Linked DNA regions of Homo sapiens: all the other regions are linked to region 2. A link is a loop called in an ENCODE intact Hi-C map of the cell type or tissue named here. Cell type or tissue: A673. All regions are shown on one strand. Each heading gives the region's core, and the rest is flanking DNA. Links, peaks and the distances in the headings are about the cores only.

What was found. Hi-C counts contacts between places; a loop is a spot of excess contacts. Peaks named below come from ENCODE experiments on the same cell type or tissue, not always from the same donor. Only the 100,000 strongest peaks of a DNase experiment are listed, where the experiment ranks them.
Region 1: it touches region 2 in a loop (3-fold over the local background); 2 of 110 quality-filtered maps call a loop at or near these places.
Region 3: it touches region 2 in a loop (10-fold over the local background); 65 of 110 quality-filtered maps call a loop at or near these places.

Annotation. Positions count from the first base shown.
Region 1 is chr7:91,861,917-91,872,728 of GRCh38, reverse strand. It overlaps MTERF1 (mitochondrial transcription termination factor 1), which reads left to right. Exons shown (of 3, transcript NM_006980.5): 3 at 1-1,800. Among named protein-coding and RNA genes, the nearest start is that of MTERF1, 13 kb to the left of the region's middle. In A673, for the core only: CTCF peaks have their summits at 2,866 (motif pointing left) and 5,627 (motif pointing right); DNase peaks (open chromatin) are centred at 5,778 and 6,808; H3K27ac peaks cover 6,455 bases.
Region 2 is chr7:91,779,233-91,790,044 of GRCh38, reverse strand. No RefSeq gene overlaps it. Among named protein-coding and RNA genes, the nearest start is that of MTERF1, 96 kb to the left of the region's middle. In A673, for the core only: CTCF peaks have their summits at 5,166 and 5,366; a DNase peak (open chromatin) is centred at 5,414; H3K27ac peaks cover 623 bases.
Region 3 is chr7:91,077,887-91,088,698 of GRCh38, reverse strand. CDK14 (cyclin dependent kinase 14) reads right to left here. Exons shown (of 15, transcript NM_001287135.2): 12 at 9,219-9,267. Among named protein-coding and RNA genes, the nearest start is that of FZD1, 180 kb to the left of the region's middle. In A673, for the core only: a CTCF peak has its summit at 5,653; DNase peaks (open chromatin) are centred at 4,258, 5,638 and 8,138; H3K27ac peaks cover 6,437 bases.

The DNA of each region.
Region 1 (10,812 bases), core at 1,974-9,973, 82 kb before region 2:
CAAATTATATGACCTTAATTTTAATTGTTTTCCAGAGGCATTTGTTTTCTAGATGTGGTTTTTGAATTAAATAACATAATGGTGCTCAACCTTTTAAACCTCATTTGCTATCAGTGATACTTCAAAAAACCTTATTCCTACTATTGATAAAAACAATATGTCTGCTTTTCTAAGGCCATTTATATATTCAACGATACTCCTATTATAATTTGGTTAACTATTTGATGGCAAGCATGGCATAGTTTAGAAAGCAAGAGCTTTAGAGTGATGTATCTGGGCACCATTCCTGAGTAACTTGTGTTAATGTTTTAAATTTACTAAACCTGTTTTTCTCATCTGTAACACCAGAAATTGACCTTCCAGAGTTGGTAGGAATCAAATGAAAAAGCACCTCTAAGGTTTCTTGCACATAGTAATGATGCAATCAGTGATAGCTATAATAAAAAGATAGTATTTTAAAAAGCAGCTTTATACATAATTCACATATTCAATTTACCTATTTAAAGTCTAACACAGTTCAATTTATATATAGAGTTGTGCAACTTTATCTTCCATTGCTTATAATACATTTATAATTTATTGGAAAATTTATAAGGAAAATGAATTTCTTACAGTTATGGAAGCTGAGAAATCCTAGGTTGAGGGGCCACATCTGGTGAGAGCCTTCTTGCTGGTGGGGACTCTGAAGAGTCCTGAGGCGGCACAGTGTATCACATGGCGATTGCTAATGTACTTAGGTCTCTTTTCCTCTTATAAAGCCACCAGTCCACTCCCATGATAGCCTATTAATTCATTAATCCATGAATAGATTAATCAATTTCTGATGACATAGCCCTTATGATCCAGTCACCTCTTAAAGGCCCCACCTCTCAATACTGCCACATTGGGGATTAAATTTCAACATGAGTTTTGGAGGGGATGGATAGTCAAACCATAGCAGCAACCATCACCACAATCTAGTTTTAGAATATGTTTGCAGTCCTAACAGAAACCTTGTACCTGTTAGTGAATCCCCATTATTTCCCTCCATTTGTTCCCCCAAGCCTAAGCAAAAATGAATCTGTTTTCTGTGTCTATAAATTTGTTTATTCTGAGCATTTCATATAAATGGAATCATACAGTATGGTCTTTTGTGACTGGCTTCTTTCACTTAGCATATTTTCAAGGTTCATCCATGTAGCACATATTAGTATTTCATTTTTTTTGGCAAGTAATATTCCATTGTATGGGTACAGTAGTATTGGGAATACATTTTACTGTTATGGCTTAAAGTATTGATTTCTTAAGTCTTCTGAATTGTACGCGAGTGTTTTCTGAGGTATTGTTTTGGAATCTAACAAGCTCATAAGGGACTTGAAGGAGGTGGGTAGAAGAGATAATAGTTTATTGACATCAGCAGATCATAGGATTGTAGCTGGGCTGATGAGAAATGGTATAGCAACGATAGTTGCAAGTGGCCAGAGAGAATGTGGGTTGCACTGAAGTACAGTACAGCACTTGATCATTGGGCAGTAGGGGATGGGGGAAGGAAAACTTTGGAGAAACAAACAGATAATGCCTGTCAGGCAAAATTAACATGTCATACTTTAAGGTTTGAGTCTGATCAAGGGAGAGTCAATTCTTTTTTTTTAAAGATAGAATTATAGAAATATTGGCCAGCCATGTAATCCCAGCTCACGCCTGTAATCCCAGCAATTTGGGAGGCCGAGGTGGGAGGATTGCTTGAGCCCAGGAGTTCAAGACCAGCCTGGGTAATACTAGCAAGATATCATTGCTAGTAGGGAAAAAAAAAAAAAAAAAAAGGCCGGCCATAGTGGTGCGCACCTCTAGTCCTAGCTATTCAGAGGCTGAGGTGGAAGGATCCCTTGAGCTCAGAAGTTTGAGATTGCAGTGAGCTACAACTGTGCCACTGAACTCCAGCATGGGCAAGGGTGAGACCCTGTCTCAAAAAATAAATTACAGAAATCTTCAGTAATATTTTGTCATGAGTGAAAAAATCCATGTTTATGATGGGAAAAGATAGAAAATAAACCCCCCAAAAGAAAATAACTATAATCTTATCTCTCAGAGATCATTAACATTTTGGTGACTCTTCCTATTGTTTTTGTTGGTAGACATATCCATACGTGCATGTAATATGAGTAGATGAGTGGCATATATGTTTGAAACCAAACTATTTTATAATTTTTTTAGTGTAATAGATCCTGAACATACTAAGTATTCTTTAGTAACTAATTACAAAATCAAGTATTTACCTATAACATGATTTTTTAATGGCTGCATGAAATTCTGTTCTTTGGATAAACCATAATTTGTCACCATTGGTCAGAGTGAGTAAATTTTAGTACATTAGCAATTTTTTGAAAATCCTACCTAGATTATTTCAGTATTCCGTAGTGTTAATGCATACCACCATGTTTTAATCGTTGGTATATTTTATAACTTAAAATTTTGGTCTAGAAAATATAAATATTAAGAGTGCTGCATTTTGCCGTTCTCCAAATGTCAGATGGATCTGTAAAACTTCATTTTTAATGGAAACCATTCTAAATTATTGCCATAAATTTGAGCACTTTCAAATAACTGCAAGAATTTGGATAATATCACAGATTAAAAAGAAAAAAAATGAGTTTCTTCCAGATGAATTTAGCAGGAAGGAATTTAAAAAGTGAATATTTATAGATGGGTTTATTGGGTTATTAAACTAGTAATTTCTCCCCTTAAATAATTTCTAAGGCTGGGTAGGTACATGGTCTATGGCTAAAGATCCAACAATATAGCTTTCCTGTAAAAAAACAAAACAAAACCCTGACTACTGGCTCCTTCCTTGTTAGTCTGTAATGCCTCCTTACTTGCTACCATCTAGTGGAGATCCAGTAGAGAACTGTTGATGGCAGAACCCTAGCCACAAACTTTGGTAATAGTCCATTGTTATACAGTTCAGGAAAAGTTTGGCACAAGCGAGCTAGAATAGCAGGACTGTATTATTATTAGATTTTGGGAAGAAATAGAAGATACACTGATGGAATTTCATTTTCTGTCTCAGTTTCACTATTTTTCTGATCAGTATTTGGGATTTATTTGTCCTTAATAGAAATATTATGTGAAGATTAATGAACTTTTGTACATGAATTGCTTTATGTTAATTATGAACAATTTTAGTATGATGATATGCTAATTCTTTCATTTCCATTTTGAATATCCCAGTGCCACTTTCACCAGCTCTCAAGGTACCTTCAAATTCTGCCCACCATAATTCTCTTTCTTTTAAAAGTTTACCTTGGAAATGAATTTATTCTGTGGTAATAATCATTGTAAAAGTCTTTGAACAATACAAAGAAACAAAGTCTCAGCTAACCTATTTATCATGAGGTTGAAGAGATATCCTTTTATTCTTAGTTCACAAAGGGGTTTATTTATTTAAATCAGGGATGAAAGATGGTTTTTGAAAAAAAATCCTTTAAAAGTAATCTCTTAATCATTTAATGAATGACATCAGTGGATTTCTGCATATCACTTTTTGTTTTTACTTAAAACCTATGCCCTATTCAATTTACTAATATTTTACTTAGATTTTCATTAGTATTCACAAGGGAGATTGGTCTACAGATCCTTCCTACCTTTTATTATGAAAGTTTTGGTACATAGATTTTTTTTTTTTTTTTTTTTTTTTTTAATAGGGGAAGGAGGTTGCCACTTTGTCAGGTTTTTGGATCGGGGCTGTGCTAGCCTCAAGATAATTTGGAAGCTTACTATTTTTTCCCTATGTTTTGAAACTGTTTGAAAACTGGAAATGATCATTTCTTTAAAGTTTGGCACAACTTTGAAATTATCTGGGCCTGGTGTTTTGTTCAGAATAGATCTTTTACAACAATGGAAAGTTGTTGTAAAGGCTTATATGAAAGCTATTGACCTGTATCTTTTTGGTAGACAGCAATATAAAGCTCTCTCTTATTGTAGTTAATACATTTTGGTTTGAATTCTACATTGAAATTAACATTGCCATGCTTTATGTCTATTCAAATAATTGTACTTGTTCAAACAGCTTTACTTGGAATAACCAAAAACTGGAAGTAACCCAATGGACATTGGAACAACATGGAATTGAAAAGTACATTGTGATATATTCAGGCAGTGGAATATTACTCACCAATATGAAATAATGAAATATTGATACATGCAACTACATGAGCAAATCTCAAAATATGCTGAATGAAAGAAGCGAAAGAGTAAAATCTTTATTATTCAGTTTACATAAAATTCTAGACAGTGCTCACTAATTTGTGGTGACAGAAAGCAGATCATTGGTTACCGAGATGGGGTGGATGGATGAAGAAGGCCATGAAGAAAGGACTGCAAAAGACTACAGGGAAACTTTTGGGAGTGATCTATATATTCATCATCTTGATTGTGGTGATTGTTTTGTGAGTCAAAATGTATCAAATTATATGTTTTAAATATGTGCAGTTTAGTACACTTCAGTTATACCTCAGCAAAGCTGAAAAATCCATTCAACTCTGATTTGAAATGCCATCTTCGTCTGATGCTGTTTACATGTCTCTGAGTGTGTTTCTAGGCTCTCTTCAAGTCTACTAAACAAATATATTTGACTTTATGTTTCTATATTGACATAAATAGTTAGACAGTATCTTTTCAGTAAAAGTGTTGGGAGAACTGGGAAGCCACCTGAAAAAAAATATTGATAGATTCGTATTCATACACCAGGATAAATTCCAAGTGGAACAGTCATGAGCTCCAAACCACTCAAGCCCCTGCCTTGGCATTACACTTAATGACCTATACTTAAGTCAGGCCATGACATGAACTAAACACTGGTACTAATATCAGAATCTTTTTCATAGGGGGCTTCCTGGAACTTGACTTGGACCTATGGGCTAGAATTTACCGAAAGCAGCTGACCCGTGCTTTGCTTTTACTATTCCAGGAATGCAGATAAAGTCTAACTTCCAGCTAGACATGGTGGCTCGTGTCTGTATTCCTAGCTACTCGGGAGCCTGAGATGAGAGGATTCCTTGAGCCCAGGAGTTTGAGTCCATCCTGGGCAACATAGGAAGCCACCATCTCTTAAAGAAGAAAAAAAAAAAACCTAGATTTTGACCTTTTCGTCACAAGAAAACAAAGGCTCTTATGAAGTCCCATGCCCTGTTAAGCACTGGTTTATTTAATTAGTTAATGGATTGGGTTTACGCTGTCATACAGCTACATATAGCCTCCTTTTCCAAGGAAAGTAGGCTGCAACCACCCAAGTTAGAGGCAATCTTTTTTTTTTTTTTTTTTTTTTTTTTTTTTGCTTTACTGCAGTTAGGGAGAACTGATTGTCATGTTGTACCCTAAATATCAACTAAAGTGTCTATGACAAAATTAGTGCAGTTAGATCAGCATTATCCCACTCTGTATGTTTGAATTTCTCTCTCTGACCTGCACAGCTACTTCAGAAGCCCTTCTGAATGAAGCTTTATGTTTGCAATTCATATAAGTACAATACAGCTGGCTATAGCTTACTGTTTTAGCTGAATGTGATAAATTATTCACAGAATTAAAGTTTAACTTTGTGATAACAAGTATATAAATTATATATAACTGATTAAAAAGATTAAAATTAGGTCTTAATCTGTGTTTACTTGTGTGTAGAACTTCATGAACTGTAGGGGGAACTAGATAGAGGTTTTGCTGTACAGTTTCTAAAGCCAATTAGCTCTAAATCTGGCTGATAATCCAAACTAAATTAAGCGTCCTTTAAATGCCAAAAGAGGTCGGCACTGTGCCATTTTTTCTGTAGGTTGTCAGCCTTAAGCTGTAAGAAAATAAACAGATACTTTTGCATATATATATTTCCCTGTTAGTTTAATGTCTGAAACTGTTTTCTTTTAATGGTTATTCTTTTTCTTTTCTCTCTCCCTTCCTTCCTTCCTTCCTTTCTTCCTTCCTTCCTTCCTTCCTTCCTTCCTTCCTTCCTCTCTCTCTCTCTTTCTTTCTTTTTCAAGTACCACTTTTTCATTTTTCATTGTCTTAGTTCTGAAATTACATTAGGGTGCTTTTTTCATTTTCATCTAAGTTTAACACCTTGTTTGTTACACAATGTTAATGCTTAAAAATATACAGCAATGTCTTTATACTTATTCAGTTACTACTGCCAAATCTTCTGTTCTTACTTAATTTTCACCTGTCAACTTCTGTGGTGGTATTTGTTGTGTATTTGTACACAAAACCCAACATAAAGTGGTATGTTCTCCACATGATTGCAACTGATCTTAAATTTTCATCTTTTTGGGGGTTTAGGAGTTTTTTTAAATAGAGATCCTAATTGTGACATCTGAAGTGAGGGAATCAGATTTTGTTGTGAGACTAAATGTTATATGCACATTATAAACTATCCTTGATTTCTCCATCATTTAGAAAAAGTTGCAAACAAATGCATGTGCTCTTGGGTCTCCCATGGCATCTAATAGCTGCTTTAATGACCTTGCCCACTTAACTGTGATTTGGTAAATAGTTCTAGATCTGAGGATTGATATGTGAGGGAAAATGGTAGAATTCGAAAAAAGTAAAATAAATGCGGTATAAAGCACCATATGTACAAAGCATGCCCTAGATGTTATGGTGGCTACAAAAGAGGTTGAAGTCTCTGGAGTTAAATGATGTTATGTCTTTATTGTCTGCATCATGCCCTAATCAAGTTGAATTCTGGTTCAAATTCTACCTGACATCTGAAGATTTGACAGCAGACTCTGGAACAGATCTGTCATCAGATAGAGAAATTCTCTCCCTCTCCCAATCCCCTAGGGTGAAGTTAATACTTCTTTAGGTAAGTTTTGCCTTGTGCTCCTATATTTTCTTCCCTAGAGTCCGTGAGCAAGGGTGACACCTTGGCAATGGCTTGGTCAACTAGGACCTTCAGAGAACCTAAGTACACCCTCTCCTCCTTTCCCAGTCAAACTGCTATTTATATAAAGACCACATTCTGAGTTACTGCCAACATTGATGCTGTTGGGAGCATGGAAGAGCTCAGTAGTAGCTTTGATAGTTTGTTGGTTTGTTTATAAAAATAATATTTTTTTCCTGATTGCAAAATAGTCATGTAATTACCCAACATTGGAAAACACAGAAGAGCGCACACACAAAAAGTACTTATAATTCCAATAACCCTGAGATAGTACTTGTTAATATTATTTAATATAACTTTCTAGTTTTTTTTCCCCATGCATGTATGTTTTGTGTAGAAAATAAATACCCATTTTCTGGCTAAAATTAATTAAATTATTGAACACATATTTGTTGAGCACTGACTATGCACTATTGTGCTTGACACTGGATTCTTATGTAATAACTATTTTAAACCTGTTTTTATAAATATATGATAAGCATTCTTCCACATCACATATCATTTATGACTTGTCTTTATGTAAATTGGAGACTTGGCAAGCCTGGACCGCTGTGGTTAAGGGATGTGCTGTTTGAGACCTATAGGGAAAAGACTGGCATTCCAGGAGGCCTCTTTGGGCTCAGGAGGTCACCATAGAGAATTAATAGAGCTCAGAGCTTGTCCAGAGAATCCCATTTTCTTTCCATGTAGCATAATGGAACTTCCTGGAAAGGTTATCAAAGACTGATAGGACGTGCAGGTTTGTTACATAGGCAAATGTGTGCCATGGTGGTTTGCTGCACCTATCAACCCATCACCTAGGTATTAAGCCCCACATGCATTAGCTATTTATTCTGATGCTCTTCCTCCCCCAACCCCTGCTGCAGCATGCTCCATTGTGTGTTGTTCCACTCCCTGTGTCCATGTGTTCCCACTGTTCAGCTCCCACTTATAAGTGAGAACATGTGGTGTTTGGTTTTCTGTTCCTGTGTCAGTTTGCTGAGGATAATGGCTTCCAGCTCCATCTATGTCCCTGCAAAGGACATGATCTTGTTCCTTTTTATGGCTGCATAGTATTCCATGGTATAACTATTTTAAGTGACAAAAATAAAAATTGTATTTTTTTTATGGTGTACAACATGTTTTGATATATGTATACATTGTGGAATGGCCAAATCAAGCTTATTAAAATATGCCTTATTTCACATACTTATCTTTTTTTGTAGTGAGAGCACTTAAAATCTACTTTCTTAGCAATTTTGTTTTTCTTTCATTCATTTTTTTTTTTTTTGAGACAGGGTCTTACCCTGTTGCCTAGCTAGAGTGCAGTGGTGTGATCACAGCTCACTGCAGGCTCGACCTTCCTGTCTCAGGTGATCCTCCCACCTCAGCCTTCCGAGTAGCTGGGACTGCAGGTATGCGCCACCACGCCCAGCTAATTCTTTGTAGTTTTTTGTAGAGACAGGGTTTCACCATGTTGCCCAGGCTGGTCTCGAACTCCTGGGCTCCAGTGATCCGCCTGCTTTGGCCTCCCAAGGTGCTGGGATTACAGGCATGAGCCACTATGCCTGGTCAGCAATTTTCAAGTATATAACACATTATTATTAACTAGAGTCACCATGTTGTACAGTGGATCTCTTGGACTTACTCCTCCCGTCTAATTGAAATTTTGTATCCTTTGGCCAACATTTGCCCAATCCTTCCCTGATTCTACTCTCTGCTTCTGTGAGTTTGTATTTTTTAGATTCCACATGTAAGTGAGATAATATATTTGTCTTTCAATGCCTGGCTTATTTCACTTAATATAGTGTCCTCCAGGTTCATCCATGTGGTTGCAAATGACAGAATTTCCTTCTTTATAAGGCTGAATAGTAGTTGCTTGTGTATATATACCACATTTTTTTTTTAGCTGTTCAGCTGTTGATGGACACTTAGATTGAGTCCATATCTTGGCTATTGTGAATAATGCTGCATGAGCACAAGAGTGAAGACATAATGATATCTTCTTTTTGATATACTGATTTCATTTCCTTTGGAAACATAGCCAGTAGTGGGATTGCTAGATCATCAGAATGGACTTTAATTGCTCTTCTTGGATTCTTTTCTTTTGCCTCTAACCTTTTCACTTCTAATTCCTACTCCTAAATATTCCTTTTTTTTTTTTTTTTTTTTTTTTTGAGATGGAGTCTTGCTTTATTGCCCAGGCTGGAGTACAGTGGTGTGATATTGGCTCACTGCAACTTCTTCCTCCCAGGTTCCAGTGATTCTCCTGCCTCAGCCTTCCAAGTAGCTGGGACTACAGGTGCTTGCCACCACACCCAGCTAACCTTTGTATTTTTAGTAGAGATGGGGTTTCACTATGTTGGCCAGGCTGGTCTTGAACTCCTGACCTCAGGTGATCCACCCGCCTTGGCCTCCCAAAGTGTTGGGATTACAGGCATGAGCCACTGCGCCCAGCCCCTACTCCTAAATATTCTATACAGTGCCCCTAAAATAATTTCCTGACCAATACTGGGTCTATATTGCTAGGCTGAACAGACCTGGTCCCTCCTATCATGGAGCTTACAGTCTAGCGGAGAATGATAGAGCAATTATCAGCTAAATATACAAATAAATAAGTAACTATAAATTGAGAAAAGTGTTACAAGGAAACAGTTCTGGGTTGGAGAATGAAGGGCGGAAACAGACTGGCCAATCAGGAATGGCCTCTTAGGGAGCTAAAATGTAAGCTGAGACTTGAAGGATAAGAAGGAGATGGCCAATGAGTGAGGCAGAGCATTACAGACATAGGAAATGGTTGGTGTGAAGGCCCTACTGGGTATAAGTGTGGTATGTCTTAGAAATGGAAGAATGCCCAGTGCTTCTGGAGAATAGTAAGTGGTGGGGCAAAGCAGAATTTAGATGAAGTCATAAAGATGAGTGGGGATGTGGGGGGCTGGAAACATATTACATGCAGGGCGTCAAAGTCCGTGAAAGGAAGATTGGATTTTAAGGACAATGAGAAAATCATTGAGACTTGTTAAGCAAATAGGAAAATATAATGGAATTTACATTTACAACTGAGTCCAGTAACTTGTGAGAAGAATCATTTGGAATGGGACAAGTGAGGAAACGTGTAGATCAATAAGGAAGCCATTGTAGTAGTTCAGGCCAGAAATGATGGTGACTTGGATTAGGGTGGTGACAGTAGATTTGGGAAGAAGTTGATAGATACACTTGACAACAGCAGCGCCCAATAGATTTATTTTGAGCCAGGAATACAAGCCATATGTATATTTTAATTTTTCTTGTAACCACATTAAAAAAATAAAAAGGAAATAGGTGAAATTAACTTAATAATTTAACCCAGTATATAAAAATGTTTTCACAAACACATACTCAATATAAAATTTATTGAGCTATTTGACATTCTGTTTTTGTACTACATCTTCAAATCTGATGCATATTTTATGCCTAAAGCACACCTCAATTTGGGCCAGCCACCTTTCAAGCGCTTAGTTGCCATATGTGGCTAATGACAGCCATATTGGACCAGACATCCTTATAGAATTTGGTGATGGATTGGATGTGAGGAATTTGGGAGAGGGAGGAATTAAGGATAACTCCTTGAATTTCAGCTTAAGCAAGAAGTATGTGGCAGTACCTTTGGAGATGTAATAAATTGGAGGGAAAAGGGTTTAGGATACAGGTAATAAAGCATATAGCTTTGGACATGTTAAACTTGGGATGTATGAAGAGACAAGAAGGATGATGGATGACCCTGACGCCTCCTATGGATTGTCTGGCAATGAGACATCACTGATGGCCTTTTTTCCCCTGGTGTGAGTGCCTGCACTTCATTACCCTTCTCAAAAAGATTTTCGGGTATCATCAGCGCTGTTCCCAGCACTGGTTGGTACCTTTTATGAGAACCAGGTGACCCAAATATA
Region 2 (10,812 bases), core at 1,222-9,221:
TCCAGAGCTTAAGGATATAAATGTTGAAGCATTTCAAGATAGAATATGTACTTCAAAGTTTTCAAAATAATTAAAAAATAGAATTTTGAAATAGTGAAGAAAAGACTATTGGATCTTTCAACTGGGTTATGAAATGTATACCAAACTTTGGACTTTTTGGAACCCACTTCCGGACTCTTCCATGACTGATAAGTCTGTAATTTGCTATTAAAATGTTGCAATTTCAGTTTTAGACAGTTGAGCTATAAATTGCTGAGATATGGGATAAGTGGCCAATTATTTTAGAACAAATGACTATTGTTTTATTCAAGGAGGGAGAGAGTTCACTGTACTACTTACTTATAGTGATTATTTAAAATTTTTCTCCAGAAGAAAAAGTCCATGCCACATTTGTGGAAATGGTTAAGTGACCACAGTAACAAAGAATCCAGGGATGATTTAGTGCAGATCATCATGCAGGTTTCCCAGCATGTGTATTTTAAACAGTATTGTGTTGTCTCCAAGTTTGCCAGAGTGTAATCTGTGAGCAACTGGGCAAAATCAGAATCAGAAACCTAGGAGAGTAATATTGTTTTAGAATTGTCTAGCAAAAGACTTTGGTTTGGTTTTGTTACATCTGGAACCAAAATGTCACATGTGGCATACATCATTTAAAGTTTATTATTTTAACCTTAGACCTCCTTGTTTAGAATTTATGCTATTCGGTGCCTTGCATCCCAACATAAGCATTTCTATTCTATTACACGCTAGTTCTTGCCAGTACATGGTGAGTATGGTGAAACCATAGCTTGAATGGCTGGACAGCCCCTTCCACAGTTCCATGCTTTTGCTGGAACTGCCAAACCCAATAGGTTCAAGGGGATGCTCAAAAATTAAGGCATGGCACTAGGTAATTGAAACCATTCTATGCACATCTGGAAAAAACCCCAATTCTGGTCACACACTCTGCTGAAACAGAAATCATCCCATGTTATTGCTGGGAGTTGCAGGAAAGTAAAAGTGGTATCATTTTACGTTTACAGAAGCATTTAGCATTTTCACGGACAGACTCAAAAGCTTGTGATTACAAAGTGTGAAATTCTTATTGTAATTATTCATGAAATCAACAGAACACATATCTAGCAATTGTTCCAAGACCTTCTTTCCTCCCATTTGTACAGGATAGCAATGATCCTACTGATCCATTCTATTGTCCATATCCAAACAAAACAAAACAAGCAAACAACAACAACAAAAATATACAATTTTCCCATTCAGTGGTTGACTTGTTCTAGCCAGGAAGTTTTAATTATTTGTCATTCAGAGTAAGTTCATCCTTGATGCTATGGTGTCCTTCATGCTGGCATGAGGCAAATTATCCTCTGGGATGAAGATGGAGTGAACTTGGCCTGGCTGTGGTCCCTGTAGAAGAGATAAAGGTGCTCAGGGAGTATATGTTTGTGCTCTTAAATCTAAGAAAAATCCCCAGATTGAGAATTTGATTATATTCACTGTGTAGAACTTGAACCTTCCACATGCCTTTAAAATTTACTTGCTTGCAGTTATGGATTTATATGTCCTCCAAAGTTTCATGTCACTTTCTGTGGTAATAATAATATAGCATCCTACTGCTTCTGAGGTGCTTTCAGTATCTTAATTATTTTTACAGTGTTCCCTTATGGGGCATATGGGGTAGGGATTATTTTTCCCACTTTGAAAATGAGAATCCTGAGGCCCAGAGAAGTTAAGTGGCTTACCCAGCATCACACAGGTAGCAAGGATAAGGCTGGCTCTCAAACAGATCTTCTGACTCCAAATCTTGTGCTACTTCCATTAGCATGTGGTGCCTCTTATGTTTTTTGTATTTTTTTCTCACAAAAGTAAATTCTGCTTTGGACCATTTTTCAAAGCAGTTTTGATGGAACACATCCAAATGCTGTTTCCATGGAACCGACAGCATGGAAATGTGCAGCTTCTCAGTCAGGACAGTACTTGTTATCTTGGAATTCTGGGACTGCTGAAGCTCAGTGTGAAATGGTTGCATACATTTCTACTTGTTTAAGCACAACAATTTGGTTGTTCTTTCTCTACGGTATGTATTTCTATCTTATAGATAGTTACTTATCTTAGATTTCTAAATCTCAAAGGTCCTGAGGGCCACTTACAGTCATACTCATCTTTCTATGCTCTACCGCACCTTGTCCAGTGACTTGCAGGAAGTAGTTGTTCAACAAATGTTTACTAAAAGGAATAAAAGATGACATAGTAGGATTTGAAGAATTAAAATGTATTTTCCTGTGTTAGCTATATCAGTCTTTCCAGTACAGATTTCTGCAATGATGGAAATGCTCTATATCTGGGCTGTGCAATACAACAGCTACTGTTGGCTAGTGTGACTGGAGAACTAAGTTTCTAATTTATTTAAATTTAAATTTAAGTAGCTGCATGTGGCTGGTGGTTAACGTACTAGACATAGCAGCTCTAAATTGTAATGTATTTGAACTTTGTCAGATCCTCACATCCTGATTATATTTGGGTCCTTCCATATGCTGATTGTTCTCACTATGTTTTTTGATGAGGAGATTGTACAGCCAGCCCTAAGCAAGGCGATAAAGGAGTGAGCTCAGATTTTCTCTCACACCTGCAGTGGAAGGCCCTTTCTGCTGCTTGACCTCTGGGGAAGGGCTGGTGCTTGCTTCTGAATGTTTTCTGGAAAGTAGGAGTGACTTGTCTCTTGGAGTTGCAAAGGGTTGACAGGGGCTCTAGAAGGTGACACAGTGGGGGATTTCTCAGTTTCTCAAGGCTAAGTAATATATTATCTAGGCCTGTAGGAAAGAAAAGTCCGTCATGTCCTCAGAAAAGCAAATTTTTCCTTAGAAGAAAGAGGAGAGCATGAAGCTAACATATGGTAAATAGATTTCCTCATGCATAAGTCCGAGTGGCGCTCCACTGGGGTAAGAATCTTTAGGCTCTGTCTCTCTCCTTAACATAGGCTGTGTACATCACCAGCAACCATTACATTATGTATTTTTTCTAATTGTGAAACTTCTAAATTCCTCCTTTGAAGTTGACAGTTTGGGATTAATAATAATAATAATAAAAACCTCTCTCCTCTTCTTACCACCTGACAGGAGCAGCAAAAACTGCCTAGGAAGAGAGAAATGCTGTTCCTGCAGGGTGGACCCCTTTAATCTCAGTGACTTCTGAGAACCCCCATTCCTCATTCAGTGGCTTCTGCTACTTCTCTTGAGGGGCCAAAAGGTTAAACAGAGACAGCGTCAGGAGTGAAATGGCAGCCAAATGGGAGAGTACAAGTTGGCCCTTGAGTCAAGGTCTATGTGTTATCATGTGATTCTGGGCACAAGTCCTTTCTCAGGATGTAAATAATGTTCTAAAGGTAGATTTTTAGGCTCTTGTGCTCTATTAGAAGTAAAGCAAACATTGAGGAAAGGAAAATGGGTGCATCATTAACACCAATGTACTCATGGGTGGCTGCAAAAGCTACTCTAAATTAATCTGAAATTTCAGGATGAAAACTTAAGAGTTAAGAATTGGCATCATTATTTGTGAAGCGACTCAAGAGTATCTATTGTGAATCAAAGAGCAGGATCTGCTTCAAGAAGCTTACTATCTAAGGCTGACAAAAACAGTAGATATTAATATTCTGTATTATGTACAAAACTGGAACTTAAAAATGTTTTTCCTTTATAAAAATATGTTCAGATTAACTTTTTAGCCTTCCTTCCTTTTCAAGTAGAGGTGGGAGGTAAGTATTATCTGTCCCTTTAGGCATAAGATGAAAACAAAGTGCAGAGAGGGAAGTGACCTGGCTAAGCTCACAGAGCAATCATGCCCCTATCTACATTGGCATTTGAGCAGGGAACTTCAAACAAGGAGCCACCAGGCTGGCCTTTCTCCTATGGAGTAAGATGACAGCTCCAATTCCTTACTGATGTAAGGGGGCCCGAGTGTATAGAATACATAAATAAATGTGCAAAAGAGGAAAAGAAACCTCAATCTGGCAAAGCTGTTGGAGAGAAGACAAATTAATACCTGTGACTCTGGTTCTGATTCCCTGAACTTTTTTTTTTTAATCAAGCTTTTGCTTTGAAATAATTTTATATATATGGAAAAGTTGCCAAGATACTACAGAGTTCCCATATGCCCGTCACCCAGTTTCTTCTGATATTAACATTTTACATTTGATTTCCTGAGTTTTGCAATAATTTTATATTCATGTTTACAAGTTAATTTGTTTCTATAATGTTCCTATAACATTCCCCTCAAGTTTACTGCTAAGATAGAATAACCTACATATATAATAAGGGTTCAACAGTTGAGCACTAAACATTTTGGTTAAAAAGTCACTTGAGAGTTTTAACTGCAGTTATCATTACTGGAGAAGGGAGAAGGAAGAATAATATTGTGACAAAAGAAAAAACTTTAGAATAAGAGAGAACTTTTTAGGTTTCTCTCAGGCTGGAAGTTAGTTTATCCTCTCAGGAACAATTGAGGCTTTATAGCAATACTGAGATGACAAATAATTTTGGAAGCAGCATTTTATAGGATATGCATTAAAGAAGATCTGTATTTCCCAAAGTTTCTGGATTTGTTCAATAGTAAATAAAAATAGAATTAACCAAGATTATAAAAATTTGGCTGATAACAGTGCCCCACTTTAAAGTTGGAACAGTATTGAATGGTGGATCAGTGGAAGATATGAAGGCACAGTGGAGCCCAAGCAGAGGATTGGTGTGTCATAGAGGAGTGCCATTGATGAAGGGTACTTGAGAAAGGACAAAGCCAGGTTTCTTCTGTGTAAGAGTTTCACCAGTAGTTTAGTGAAGAGGGACTGACACTTGATGATGGACTAATACCATGGTTATTTATTATCTGAGATTATTAAATTCACATTTATGCTTAAGATAACTCTAGAAGGAATCTTATGGAATTTCCCATACTGGACAATTTTTGATTCACAAAAATGGAACTTTTATATGATTCATCCTAATAGTAAATTATGTGGTGAATTTGAAAAACTTTTGCTTAGTTTCACTTTATACTTTTTTTGTTTTTATAAACTTGGAAGTAAAGAACAGTGATTTGAGCTAGAAAAATCTAACGGAGATTTGTTATAAAAATAACTAGAATGAGCAGACAGATGAGCAGCCACCTAAATGCAACCCAAATAGGCACTCTTCCTACGTGCCAGACATTGCACACTTGCATCATAACTGTTTTATGTTTTCTTCACAGAGGTAAGTTGATTCTGTGCACTTCGATTTGTAAATTTTACAGGTTTAGTGGTACTCAGCATCTTTTCCTTCAGGCATCTAAGAAAGTACATCTGAAAATAATTGTTTATCATCCTAAAACATAAGGTTTAATTTTCAACCATAAGGTGGCATCATATCACATTTTATGCAGAAGAAGCAGGTCGCTTTTCTGTTCACTGAAATGACTAATGCTCTGCACATGTCTTTAAGTTGTGGGTGTGACACATTATTGAATTTTGAAGTTTATAAGCAAGTATTAGAAACTTGCATCTCTATATAGAGGCTTAACTTTTTTTCCTTATATTTGATCTTTCTATATTATAGCTGAGAAGTTAGTAATAGAAAAAATTATTGCTATATTAACTAATACTATGTTTTTCCTCATTAAAATATGTAAGGCAGTTTCTTGCATATATACAAGCTACTCAGAAATATTCACTGCATGATTAAATTAATATATTCTTTTAATAGGCCTTACCCTCAGGAATTCATTTTCCCATTTGTCAAGTTGAATTTACAGCATACTTTTATTGCTATGACCCATTTCTTACCAGCATAAGAAGCTTATTTCTTGAAGAAGTTAAACTCAACTGAACACATTTAATTTCCCTACTACCCTTTAAAAATACATTACTGTTTTTTTACACACCACTTTTCTTTGCTTAACTAGAAATGTCTAGGACTCACAAATTGCATAAATGCACCAGTTTACTTCTAGTAGCTTGATTTTAAACTCTGGTTTAGTTTTGAAAAGATGAGTTAAAACTTTGCTTCATTTTTCTTTGTACAAACATTTGTATGTTGTAGAAAACATTGTAAACACTTTCCTTATAAAATCAGCCTTTTTTTCAGCTGAAAGGATTTTGTTATTGGAGCTCTATAGTTTTGTGAGAAGTCACTGCCACTTTGCCTGCAGGAAACAACCCACAAGGCATATTGCAGAGCATCTTAGAAATCTAGTTTGGAATTTGGAAATGGAATAATAGGACTTTGGTCTCAACATTTCTCTGATCCTGAACCTCTTGGAGCACTTAATTCTCATTCTGACTGGCTATGATGCCAAAGTAACATATTGAAAAATGAAAAATTGTCAATCATTAAAAAAACCCTTAACGCTATGTCGGAAAACCAGCTAGACTGATGTTTCTATTAAACTGAATTGATTTCATGAATTGAGGCTTGGCTATACCTTAGATAGTAAATCTTTTTTCCCCTTGGGTGGAGCTCTGCTTTAAAAAGAACTGAATTATATTTCTCTCTGCTATTGATAATGTAGGCATTTTATCCTTAATGTTTTCTTCTCAGAGGAAAGTCAAGGTGAAATAAAGTGAAAAGTCAAGGTGAAACAAGCAGATTGGTGTGAAATAGAATAAGGGAGTATTCCAAGGAAGAAGGTTAAGGAAGCCATCCCTAAGAAGATGATCCCTGTTGAGGTTGAAGGATGAGGCAGAGCCAGCCCTATACATTTGGTTTCGAATTAGGTGGGTAGAAGACAGACTGATAGTGGCTAGGGAGAACATCTCAGGAATGGAAAACAGAGAGAGAGAATAGAAAGGAGGGCAGTGTGGATGGAGCATGGGGGTGAGGAGAAGGGGCTGCAGGTGTGGCAGGGTAAATAGGACAGGTGGGCTAGCGCCACTGCAAAGTGAAGCAAGTGAAGAGTTTGAAGTTGGGAAATTACCTGATCTTATTTACATTTTAAAAAGCTTACTCTGGTTCATCAACAGTGGAATGGATAGATAAAGTGTGATCTATTCCTACAACAAGATGTTATACAGCAAGGAAAATGACTAATTTGTTGCTCTATGGTACCTAATAACATGAAATAATGTGTCAACTTAAATATAATGTTGAGTGAAAAAAGCCAAATGCAAAAAAGGACACAGTGCATGAGTCCATTTTTGTGAATATTCTATTCTTTGTTCTGGGCACTGGTCACGTGGATGTGCTGAGTCTGTGAAAATTCATCAAGTTGTACACTCATGATTTGTGCACTTTTAATGTCTGTTAAGCTTAAATAAAAGGTTAAAAAAGGAATACTCTGGTTGCAGAAGAGAGAATAAATTGCAGAGGAGAGTGGAAGCAGGGGGACCAGTTAGGAAGCTATTGAAATTTTCCAGGTGGAAGATGGTGGTGGTGGAAATGGGGAGAAGTGAATGGATTCTAGATCTAATTTGAATTATAGTACAGTATTTATTATTAGATGGAAACATATGAAATACCTGGTATTCAACCTCTTTTGGCCTTCAAAAATGACAATTTCATATGGCTCAACCTACTAGAAATGGATTGTAAGGACATCCTTGACTCTTGTTATTGTTTCTCTGTTAAGTATTATAACTTTTGGTTTTATATATCTTTTCTTTGTGATATTAAGAATAAAAGCTTATGGTTTTACTTGAGAACAGATAGTGAGTGTTAGTTATTCCTGTCTATTCACATAACTATATTACTTTCTCTATGATGAGTTATGTTGTAGTTTTTTTCTATTTTACCTATACTAGGATTAATTTATCAAAATGAGAGTAGTTTTTAATGTAACTGACTAATTAACGTACTAGTACTATGTCTTATTATACTTGGTTGTGAAGATTGTAGTAACAGTGACTGTCAAAAATTTGTATTTTAGCTGGGTGTGGTGGTACGTGCCTGCAGTCCCAGTTACTCAGCAGCCTGAGGCAGGGGTATTGATTGGTTGAGGCCAGGAGTTAGAGGCCACAGTGTGCTATGATTATGCTTATGAATAGCTGCTGCACTCCAGCCTGGGCAACATAGCAAGACCCCAACTCTTAAATAAACCTAAAAAACAAAAAACTTTTATCATTTTAAAAGTCAGGAGTTGAGTGTTTATGCCATCATGTAACAATGTAAATTGTATTTGAGGATATGGATATTAAATACCAGGTTCATCAGTTTTTATCCCTCTCCCCCAGAGCTAAGGTAGTTTTTGTATCCATTTAGGTACCCTTGACTGGGTTGTCAGATTTCTGAAGAAAAGTGCAGGATCAAGAGGCCCCTGACTGCCACAGTAGGGGTTCTTTAAGTTGTGAGCACTGAGGTGTCTTAGCTGGGCAGCTGAGATGTACAAAGAAGGCTGCTCAGTAAATTCTGACCCTGCAGCCCTTTCAATTGTAACAGGATCTTCAGATTCATATCCATCAAATTGACATGTGATAGTCCAAGGAGAAAACAACTTTGGAAATGATCTGTTGAAAGTAATTTACTTCTTCATCTATCGCATTCTCAAATGGTCTACATTTGAGCAAAGCAGTGGGAGTATAATATCCATATTCTGAAAGTTGAGAGGATCTAGGGAAAGGTATTTTAATTTTATTCTTTTTTGCTCAACATATATTTTTTCACACAAATGTATATAAAAGTGGAAGAGGCAGATGACATTTGATATATATGTGTGTGCATATATATATAAATACATACATATATATATGTTTTAAACCAGCTTTGAATTCATTTTCTCATATCAGAGAAGCATACCTCCTGGTTAGTATTAGATTTTCAGAATGCACAGATGGAGAATAGTTAATGGAAATCACACCAACTGGATTTATTTTGCATTGTGCTTCACTGAGTACAGAAATCATCTAGAAGGTTCTAATTTTTTTCCCCAAGGACCATCACAAAACTCAGTCCCTAGAAGAGGGGTGGGGTGGGTGGGTTGGGGAAGTAATCTGCAAATGTTTCCTTGAAAAATGCCCTTTCCTGTGTATAGAGTGAAATCGATACCAACCTCTAGATTTGTTGACCTGTTCGTGAGATGGAAACTAAAATGTGAAAAGTTGAAAGTTTTTCCTGATGATAGATTTTTTTCCCTTTTTCAGATGCAGCTAGTGTGAACAATCTAATGATGAGAAAGATCTTCAGACCTCTATATAGTGCTGAAGAATGTCATGTCGATAAAGGGCATGCTTTTCCTATATCATTGTGCCTTAATCTTCTTAGATTTTTCTACAAAGAAATCACATTAATCAAATCTCCTTTCTGCTATATGAAAGGTTCAGGCTGACTAATGCTCGACTTTGGGTGAAATTGGATATGGAAGAAAATCCTGACTTGAAATAATACCAGGACTTTCCATAATCCTGTGTTGCTTGAGTCTTAGTTCAGGACTGTAATTTCCAGCTCAGGTTTTGCGAAATCCCAGAGTCGTCCCAGTGAACCCAAGACGTACTCTTTATGCTTTAGAGACCAAAAACCCAACTTAAATGTATTTAAACATAAAATGAAATATTTGCTTTAAAAATGTTTAGGAGTAGGTTTTATGCATGTGTCTTTAAATAAAAAAAGAGTAGCAATTGTATGTTGCAAATACAAAAAGGCAGAAACCACTATTCATCTGGTTCATAAGCTTTGCAGGTTACAACAAAGACAAAAATGTGTCTAAAATGTAATCTGACTATAAAGAAACTTAATTCAGAATCTACATAACTAAAATATGGTCTCTCAAAATGTTTTTTTTGGGGGAAGCTATTACTGATTTCAACAATGCATTTATTAATCAAAGTATTTTTAGACCATCATGAAAACATATTTTTTCCCCTCTGAGTCTGTGGCACATTCCTTTGATTATCTTTTAGTTGGGAGAGGCTGAAGCTTTTGAAAAATCCTAAGCCATTAAGAACCAAGTCTAGAAAAGGATATATGGTCAATGTGAGTACTATTGACTTTTAGAAAAAACATGACACAAACCACATTGTATTCATAAATCATAACATCACTTTCTACCCCATAAATGTACACAACTATAATTTGTGAATTTATAATTAAAAATATAAAAATAAAAAACAAACCAAAACAACAACAAAACTTCACATATTATAAAATAATGGGACTTATTTACTTGTGTGGTTGCCCTGAGGGCAAAACTGAAAAATAAGTTAAAAAAAATGTACTGAACTCCTTAAAACTTAACTCTTTAAAATTAGTGTGTATTTTATGCTTATAGCACATCTCAAATTGGACAAGCTGCATTTCAATTTATAGCCACATGTGACTAGCGGCCACCATATTAGATAGCATGATACTAGAGTCCACAGCTTTTCTTTCTTTCTTTTTTTTTTTTTGTAAAAAGAGTTCAAAGAATGTGCATAAACTCTTCACTTAGTTACTCCAAATGTTAATAACTTATATAAATACAATATATAAATTATCAAAATCAGGAAATTAACATGGCTGCAATAGTGTTATTTAAACTACAGACCTTATTCAAATTTTGACAGTTACCCCACTAGGAATTTTTCTGGACCAAGATCAAATCTAGGATATCACATGCTGCATTCAGTTATCATGTCTCCTTAGTTCCATCCAATCTAGGAAGTTCCTCATTCTTTTTTGGTCTTTTATGACCATGGCAATTTTGAAGAATATTGGCCAATTATTTCACTGAATGTCCTTTAGTTTGTATTTGTCTGATGTTTCCTCATGATTCAGTTCAGGTTGGAAACTTCTGGCAAAAGTATTGTAGAAGTGATGTATTCTTCTCAGTGCATCATGTGAGAGGCACATGATTTTGATTTATCCAACACTGGTGGTGGTAACT
Region 3 (10,812 bases), core at 1,604-9,603, 700 kb after region 2:
GAGATACACAAAGATATGCTGTATAACAATATAATGAGGGCCAGAATATTGATCCCTTTAATATTTCTATTCATTTGTCTCATTTATAGTCTGAGTAATAATAACCACACACACACACACACACACACATATATATAAACTCTATGAGACTTCCATTGTAAACCAATACTAGATTTTTCTGAAATCCCAAAGATGTTGAAATGATTTTAAAATATTCTTTCAGAGAAGACAGAAAAATAATTGTGTTGGGAGTTGTGTATGTGTGTGTTTCAGGCTTTTCAGTGCATTTTTGTTGTTGTTAAAGACATAATGAAATCTGTTGTTAAAGTAAATGTCACTGCCATGATGGAAATAACCGTTTAACATGGGATCTGTGCCTTAGGGTATGGATGTGGCTCAGTGTCTAAAAGAAAAAGGCCAGTTACTTTCAGAATCCCCTTCCCATTTTCCTCACCACAACAGATATGGCATGGCCATGCTCCCAGCCTTTATTCATTGTGTTTTGAGAGATAATTCATCTACCTTCCCCCTTTAAATGCTGTAAACAGCAAGGATAATTACTTTTAGTCTCACCTCTGAAATGACTGGGCCAAATGGATGCCCAGATCCCACACATCTGGCTTAGGGTTATCCATCAGTTTGTGTACAGGTTATATTACAAGAAAAGGTCCAATAGACATTTGAACTTGGTAACAGTGACCTGTCTATGGGTTTCTTTCAATCTAATTTGGAAAACTGTCTAATAAAATGTGTTTCAAGACTAAGAACAAATCACAGTATTGCATTAATTATGTACAACGCTATTTGTTAACACACCACTCTTAGGAAGAAACTGTTGAGGAAGGGGAAATCTTGTTTTTACACAACAAGCATTAAAAAAAAAAAGTTTTGGTGACCAAGCAGTTCAGCATGTGCCCCTAAGAAGGTAAAAAGAATATTCCAGAAGATGTCTGGGGACTCTATGTAGGAGTGGTATCCATGTTCAAGAGTAATTGCTTATTCGGAGCTGAATGAAACGCTCTCACTGGGAGGTAGGACAGGGAGCACTGAAAAAGAGAAGGGAGGTAAACTAATATTTGCCAAAGGACTGTGTCTAGTAAGGTACCCAGTAATTTATACCCTTACCTTACTTAAAGATTAAACAATAATCCTGCCAAGAGGTTATACAAATTGAAAAGCTGAGGCTCAGAGAGGTTAATGAGCTTCCTGAATATTACACAGCTCAGTAGTGGAACTAGGGATGAACCTGGTTCCTATGCTACCAAAGATGATGCTGGCTCCAAGCATTTAATTGCTATTTGTGTCAATAATTAGCTTGTGCAACCTTCCTTCCTCTCTTCTGTTTTTTTCTTTGCTATGTCAATACTATTTATTGATGGTATATTCTTAGGTCAGTAAGACCACTATGTACACAACATGTTAGATGCAGGTGTTAATAAGAATACTCTAGGAGCTCTATCCTCACAATGAATAGAAATTGAGCCCCAGTATTATAAAGTCTCCCCAAATGAAGAGAGGGATATATTGTTTCATGAAAATCAAATAAGTAGAAGGTGGAATGGGTAACAGTGGATACTAGGGATGACATTGTTGTTAAAATCATCTCTTTCTTAGCTAGGGATGGTGGTAGGTACTTATAGTCCCAGCTACTTGGGAGGCTGAGGTGGGAGGATTGCTTGAGCCCTGGAGGTCAAGGCTGTAGTGAGCCATGATCATGCCACTGCAGCCTGGGCAATAAAGCTGCAAAAAAACAAAACAAAAACGCTAAAAGCGAATAGTGTTTTTCTCCAGTGACTTCTTATATTCATCTTTATTTTGAGGCTGAACATTCACTAAATTTGTAAATATTTTCTTAATCAAATGAAAATGATATCAATAAATTTGAGGAAAGGTATCACATATCATGTGTTTCTTTTACATAAGGAGAGGTAAAAATGACTGCATTTCTGTTCATGCTTCACTTTGTAAAATGTGGTAGTTTTCAATGTCCTAAAACTTAAGAATTAAGATATATACACACACACACACACACACACACCCACAGGGGCCCAGTGAGGAAGACCTGGATCAGCTCTTTATTTGGAAGGCTTATTTAGAAAATGGAGCCCCTCTCAATAGCATCTCATATGTGATGAACAGGAAGCTGAGCCTTTACGGTGTTTTCTGAGTAGAGTTAGGGGAGATCAAGGAGATCGGGAACAACAGCAGAGAGGTGAATTCTTAAGGGAGTTCAAAAAGGGTAGAGAGCTGTGTGTCTAACCCCTAACAGTTCCCAACAGAAAAGAGAGAGAGACAACACAAGAAGGAGAAAGGAATAGAGACACTTGCAACAGGCTGCGCCCCTCAGGAGGGAACAGCGTGGCTTCTGGAGGGGAGGAGGCAGGGAAAGGAATGTCTGCTTGATGTTCTTTGATATTTCCACTATTCCCCCTGCAGATTTATTATGCTTATTGGGTACTCCAGAGCTATTATACTCAGGGTGTTTACAAATAAAAGATAGGGGTGAGAAGCAAAAATAAAAAGCAAGATCTCTGGACACTTGAGTGCAAAATGCAATGACTCTTTAGTGTAGTGTTTCCAAAGCAGCAGACATCCACATTTGTATTACACTGACGAGCATTTAAATGATCTAGAATTGTGTCACCCAATATGGCAGCAACCAACCACATGTGGCCCTTAACTCTTGTTAATTACATTTAAATATAGTAAAAAAATTCAGTTCCTAAATCACAGTAGTCACATTTTAAGTGCCCTGGAACCACAGAGGCCTAATGGCTACTGCATTTGTCAGCACAGACCTAGAAATGTCGGGCCAAACTTTCAGTTACCTCAGAGGCCAGCGGCCTTCTTGAGCATAATCTCTTTTTCCTCTGTGCTAGAGATAAAAACTGATTTCTTCCTTATACATAATTTTAAAGATACCAGTTGTGAACCAGGCAACTTGAAGTCAGAAGCCTATGCCTGTTACCTGATGGGTCAGAGACCAGGCAAAATAGACGGTGTCTGACCTGGCTAGGACTGGATTTGCTCCCCTGTGCTCTGCTTCACTCCATGACTCCGGATTGAATGGGAAACTCTAGTACCCACTTCTGATAAGCAAAATGGCCCCCAAAGATGTCCACCTGTTAACCCCTGAAGCTGGTGAACAGGTAACTTTTCACAGCAAAAGGGACTGTACAGAGAGAGTAACCTGGATTAACCAGGTGGGCCCAATCTAATTACATGAACCTTCAGAAGCAGAGAACTTTCTCCTGCTGGAGGCAGAGGAAATGGGGCAGACAGGAAGTCAGAGAGATCAGAAGCTTGTTTGATGGAGAAGGTGGCTATGTGATGAAGCATGCAGGAGGCGTTGAGCGGGTGGAGACAGCGAGCAAGGAAGTGAGACCTCAGCCATACCCCCCAAGGAACTGAATTCTGCCAACAACCTGCATGAGCATGGGAGTAAATTCTCCCCGAAAGCCTCTAGATAAAACCCCAAGTTGGTCAACATCTTGATTTTGGCCTTGTGAGACCCAGAGAAAAGAAATCAGCTCAGCTCTTCCAGACTTCTGCCTGACAGTACTGTAAGGTAACATGTTTGTACTATTCTACACCAATAAATGTGTGGTAATTTGTTATGGCAGTCGCAGAATACAAACACCCATGGCATATTTGGGAGAACAGAGGAACTCCTACAGTTTATGCTTCTAGAATCTGTTTGGAGAAGACTTCGAGAAAGCCTAATTCCATCTCCTCCTTTCAGGGAAATGAGCAGCCCAGCTGCCTCTAGAAGCTCTGTGCCACTTCAGAAGTAGGGTTGGGTTTTATTCCTTAATGAGCTGGATGGCAGGAGGAAGGTATTAGCCGCATCGTAAGCGTGCACTTTTGGATGAGGAGTCCAACACGTAATCTGAAAGGATGAAAAGCAATGGCTGTTGCCAACTCCCAAGCCTGGCACATACTGCCAATTAGTAAGAGAGAAGATGGGTATTTTCTGTCTATCAGAAGGGGATCAAAAAACGCGTGTCCAACAGATAACAAATAGCATGGGGCCTGCCCTTGGCCATCACCAGGGGTTATTAATGACACTGAATTCTTTGCTACAAAAAAAGAGACATGGATAAGAAATCTGGCAATGACACAAAATGACAGGGCTTAACCTCTTGGGGGCAGTGGGAGCTGTGTGGAAGAGGTGACAAACCTCACTGGTAGGGTGTGAGTGGGTAGCAGGCAGGCCTGTCATCTCTGGCACTTAGACTGTCACAAAGCCAGCCTTTTTCCCATGGTGCATTACCCAGCAGTGGGCAGGAGAGGCCCAAGTTGGTGGTGTGGGCAGTCAGCCAGCTGCAAACACTGTTTTCCCCAGGACAGAGGAAGTCAGGCTTCTGTTCTGTCCCAGCTCTCCTGGCTGCATGAAATCTAGATGGGGAATGACATCAGGTCCCAGAAGAGATATCCCCACCCATGGCTGCGGCGAGAACAAAATAAAATTAGATATTGATAAGCTCCCATGAATATGGGGTTTTAAAATGGATAATATTCCCTTCATAAGATTCACTGGAGTACATATATTCCTAGTTGTTATTTTCAATTGTGCTGATCATTTGATCTCATAAGCCTGTTTTTAATTTTAGGCTATACAATCAAGATGATAATATCTGCCCTACCTCAAAAGACTGCCATAAGCATATGTGGGGATGTGACAATGTACATTGCAAAAGGCTAACTGTTAGTTCCATCACAACTATATCTGTGGAGATGAGTTGCATGTCAGGCCTTTGACTATGTCCGTTTCATATGCTTTCACATTTATGCTGTTGCCACTGCTAGTGATCAGGGCTAGGCCTTTGGCAAATTTACCATCTTCCACTCAGATAGTTTTCTCTTTGTCCTCCTGGCACCTGCTTGCAACCTGAATCTTTGGACAGATCTTTATTGTCTTTTCCAAGGCTCTCTAGGACTCCCACCAGGGCCTGGAAAGCATCTCCTATTTTAGGTCCTCCTCTTTTTCCTTTCAAGAATCCTATCTGCAATTTCCTAGAAGAGCTGCTTTCTATTAGATGGCAAGGGGTTTAGGGGGTTTTGATAAACATCATATCCACATAATGCTTTTAGTAACTGAACTAATGATTCATTCTTATGAAAACAAATGTCTCCAGAAATTGCTATGAACTGCAACTTCCAAGCAAGCAGGTGAGCCTTTGGGGGCCTCCAAACAATACTATGTATGGCAGTGCAGGGTCAGGACAAGAGACCTGCTTGGATTGGACTGTCTGCATATTGAAAACAGTACATTTTCAAGGGTATGGCATGTGGTGAAGAACTACACCTCATGCAGTGTTCTAATGCTGAACTCAAATCCATAGAGCTGGGCAGTGGACAGCTGCAGCTCACCCTTTGAGTTATAAGACTGGAATTCCAAAAGGTCTGCTTTAGTGTCTGCTTTAGAGTTTATCCATCCAATAAACCCATCCCTCAAACATTTAATAGTGATGTATAGAATAATTTCTTTGAAAATATTACAAGAAGAAGTCTCCAGGCACTAAATAAATTAAAATTGTTACTTTGAAGTAAATAGAATTATAACAAAAATGATCAACAATGAAAAAAAAAAGTGAAAGTGGGGAAAGATGATTTAAGAACTCACTCAACTCAACTGCTCCTCCTAGTGAAATAACAGTGTTCTTACCTTCCTCTCACATTTTTAAACAGGGAAAGACATTTACAACTCTAGCTTACTTTGCAATATATTATTATGTTAGAAAATTTTAGATCGACTTAGAACATTAGGGAGAATGGAAAACAGGGTCTTTCAGTTTGTTGCGAATTCTCTGACTTAAATCTTAATGGTACACATCAGCTATAATGACAAGAAAAATACAATAGAGCACCACCAACATAAATACAGAGTGAAAGTTACGTTATTCCTCCGAATATTATTTTAAATACATTATGTTTTATGCATATGTAACTCAACTATCTAGCAAGTCACCTTTAAAATATGTCTTGGAAGTTAAACATCAAGTCAGATAAAATACTCAAGGAAAGTTCAAGAACACAAAGTTAGGAAACATTTCTAAATCTTTTAAATTCAGGTTGGAGACTCTGCTGGTACATTCAATTGTAGCAGGTAAGATTTTTCTTCTCTATTTTTGTGTTTCCAGAAAGGTACCTTTGTTTAAATGTCTCTGTATTTACTACACAATTTAGAATACCAATTTTTATAAGTTCTTAGGAGAAATCCAGTTTTACTTAACTAAGAGAGGATAAGCAGAACCATAACATGTGTGGGAACAAGCAGGAAAAGGTTAACCTGTGCCTATTCAAGTCTGTAGACGTGCTTCTTGTTACCAGCCACAAGCGGTCTTTTCCAGATCTGTCTTCTGTGACTTAGTGGTTTATCCTTAGTTCTCTTTTTGATACTTTCAAACCTCCGAAATCATTCAGCTGTTTAAAAGTTCCAAAACAAGCAAATGTGTTCCTGGAATCTTCCCCTTAACTTTGCTGGAGAGCATACACTAAGGCTTCTTCTCCAGCCAAAATAATAAAAGATCTTTTAAGTGGCTAAAATTCTTGGTTGATTGCACATACATGCCAATGTCAGACAACTATAAATAGAGAGATTTGGAAGAGAAATAGGGAGAGTATAACTGCAATGAAATAAAATAGAATGGTTTGAAGGCAGTCAGAAAACAGTACATGTTTTTATAAAATTAAGATTTGTCTCCCTTTAATCCACAATCCCCTTTATGGAGGAAGAGCCCACATGGATTATGCACTTCTAGTATGAGGGAATAAAAGGACTTTCCTTTTTTTTTAATATATATTTATTATTCTCAATCGCATAATTAAGATTTCTTCTTTCTATTATTCTTTTGAATTTGGATATCTGTTGGATCTTATATTTTCTCCCATTGCTGCTTTGTTTTCCCAGAACAATAAAAATATCTTTCAAAGGATGAAATTATGCCCATGGTTGCTGACATAAATGAAGTCAGCAGGGAATTGCCTAGGTGTTACTTAGGGCAGAGTTGGCCCCAAAATAAACTGGGTCTTTTGTTATAGCTATTCAAATAAACTTAAGGATTCATTTCTCAAGAAATTCCTACTCTCTTAGGCAGGTTAACATCTCCACTAGCTTCAATACCTAGGTTAATACATATTTTTAAAAGCATTGTTACTTAATTTTGAACAGTGACCTACTTTTTTATATTAACCCACCTATCTTATATTAACCCATCTAAACTGAATTCAAATTAGTTCTTGCAAATTAGTTCAATTTATTTTAAACCTATTACCACTGTACAAGAGAATTTAACAGTTGCTTCAGTTTAGTAATTGTGCTATAGACAAGCAAATTAGTTGGAAATAGAGAAAACCATCACTCGCGTAATAGTCTTTTAATGTAGTTCTTTTGAATTCTGATCTCACTCCTTAAGTGAAAGATGCTGAAATGCTGATGATGGTTGCAAGGACCATTTGGAGGAAGAATCAATAATATAATTAACGTCTCTGCATCTTAGTTCTCTTTAAATTGCCTTGGTTTGAATTGGCTAGAGGCTACAGCTTGGCTCTAAAGATTCAGCACTTAATACTGGAATACCAGAAAGTAGCATTTTAATATTTTTAGTAATGATTTTATTACTTAGTGTTTCTGAAATAAACCCTTAAGGCAAAACTTACAAGGACTTAAAAATAGCATCGTTCTAAACAAGTCATGTTCATAATTTTAAAATCTTACCTCAAGCTCAGCTTTTATCATTTTCCTTAAAATATTTAAAAAGTGGGACTAATGGTGGGACTCAGTTTATTAAATGCCTTTGAATTAATTCTAATGATAAATTCTGTAATTCTGTAATTCTAATTACCTATTCTCCAGAAATGCTGCTATGCTACAGTATGATAGTTTCAGATTTTCCTGTTACTTTAAATGTAGGTTTAGAGATTCAATGGCTTTATCAAGAATTGTTTCATAAAGTGGTTATCTGGTTGGAAGGAATGATGTCTTATTCCTATGAGAGGAATGTGTTTGATCATTTAATTAAGGTAGGAACTGTATACTGTATATATTATCTGGTGTATAAAAGCACTTAATTAAAATATGTTAGACCAGTGATCAGGAAATGGGGAGGCAGAGAAGAGGAGCATGCACAGGAAGCTCCCAGGAGAGGGAATGCTTCCCAGGGGAGCCTTGAGGTTAAGAACTGGCTCTTCAAATGGCACATGCAAAGCCCCAGGTTAGACAAAAATGATTATACCTATGTGTTATTCGAGGTACAAATTTAATAAAAATAAATGGCCAAATCCCTAAAGTAAACTACCGCAGAATTTAATGTATTCATTTCATGAGTTCCTCGCCATTAGCTGTCCACTGTATCCACTGAGAGCACGGATTAGCAGCATTTTAATATGAAAAAGTTTTTTGTTATTTTTTTCATAACTGGGAGTATCCAAAATTAAACGTGATAACAGTGAAAAAATGTGAGTATAACACTAAATTCCAAGTAGACAAAATTTTATGACAAATTACAGTTTATTTAATCAAACCAGTTCCAGTTGTCTTTTATCCAGCATAAACCTTGAAATGTGACACTCACAAGTAAACGGGAATGACTAAATTACTGTTTCCCACTTCTAATGATTTTCTAACACATTGGCTTGCAATAAAAGTCTCCTGAGTAACTACAAAATCCAGATCTTCAGATTTTATGAAATCTCAAAAACAACAAATAAAATGAAGTAAGGTCAGATGAGAGAACAGACATGAAATAAATGGAGAACACACACTTCAGTCATAAATGCATTTAGCTTCCCAATAAGGCGTAAGGGAAAAATATGCGAAGTGAAAAAATCTGAAAGATCAACTTTAGCTCAAAAGTTGTCACCAACATCATTTATATTAGAAAGTCAGTCATTATATTATATTTTCTAAATGCTATGTTGCTGATACAAAAATATTTCTTGGAATTTAGCTGCAAGAAGGCTGACCACAAGGAATTTTAGGATTTACAGTTCTGAAGCAATGCCACATCGCTCTAGGAACTCAAATTCATACAGTGTTGGCTCAGGCTGAACATAGTAGCTAGCACACAGTTAAGGTTTAACAGCAGTTTAATGGTTAAATGAATGAATAAATACACAGCAGGATGAATCAACAATGCCATGAAAAACGTATGAGAAGAGTTGTAAATATTAAAAGAGAAAGAAAGAGAATGAGCACAATCTGTATAAAGACTTACTTATTCCATGCTTGTCTAAGGTTTTTAGAGCTGTACAGGGTAAAGCGTTCTGAAATAAAAAAGAAAAATGATAAACAATCTTTGTATCAAATGTATATATTACAAGTATGTTGAAAAAACTTCAACTTTAAAAAAAGAGTGGGCTACTCAGTCAGTTAGGCCAGCATAGTAAGGTCTTCACTTTTATACTGGGCAGTTATAAAGAGTAAAACAGGAAGATAACAACATATTAAACGGTGAAGCATTGTTTTCTTTAGTCTAAGATGGTTTATTTCATAATTTGGCTTCCTAATAACTATTTCTTAGAACAACTAAGTTTTAATTGAGTTGAAAAAAGAAATGCAAATTCCAAACCTCCAACCTGTAAGTAGATTTACAAAAGCATATCAACACATTTCGTCAAGTGAGACTTGCTGTTTTTTTCCTATGATGATTTCTCTGACCAAATACAATAATATTGGGTCTCCTTTCCTATATTGTATGGTATTTATACATGCTCAAAGCCAAACTACCAGGGTCCTATACCGTATATTTACATTTATCAGTGAACAATCTTTAGATTTGTTTTAGTTTAAAAAGGAACATGTTTGTTTTACCAAGTTAAACAATCAAGTGATACAGAATAGACATTATAATCTCTTCAGCTGCAAATTCTTTCACTTCTGATGATATACCAATTGTTAATGATTTGCTATGTCCCTTTTCACATATTTTTTTGTTTATGAAATACACCCATCCTTATGTACGAACATATATACCATTGATTTTTTGAACGGATTTTACAATAAACATTACCCTTGAAACTCTATTGGCACTTAACAAAATATACTGGATAGTCCTTCAAATCAAGAATATATGTAACAATTTTTTTTTTCAGACAGAGCCTTGCTCTGTTGCCCACGCTGTAGTGCAATGGCCCAATCTCAGCTCACTGCAACCTCCGCCTCCCGGATTCAAGCGATTCTCCTGCCTCAGCCTCCCAAGTAGCTGGAATTACAGGCATGTGCTGCCACACCCAGCTAATTTTTGTATTTTTAGTAGAGACAGGGTGTCATCATGCTGGCCAGGCTGGTCTCGAATTCCTGACCTCAGGTGATCGACCTGCCTTGGCCTCCCAAAGTGCTGGGATTACACAAGTGAGCCACTGCGCCTGGCCTGTAACAATTGTTTTAAAATCGTATAACGTTCTATAAAATAGAAGTACCATAATTTATTTAACTGTTCTCCCATTGATGAACCTTTAAGTAGTTTCCAATTTCTTTTCCCTTACAAACAATACTTCAGCAAATATCCTTGTACATGTCTCTCTACCTACAGATGCTTTCATTTCTGTTGGATAGATTCCCCAATATAGAATTGCTTGGCAAACGGTATGCATATTTTACATTTTAATAAATGCCGACAGAGTACTTTTCATTTTCCCACCAGTGATGAAAAAGTATGTCACTTTCTCCATACGTCTTCTAGCATTGGTTGTTATCAGTTTTTTACATGTTGCCAAAGCTACACTTGATAAAACATTCTTGGACTTCTTTTCATACGCTTTCTGGCCATTTACATTTCTTCTACTGTTTCAAATTTCACTTTTCATAGC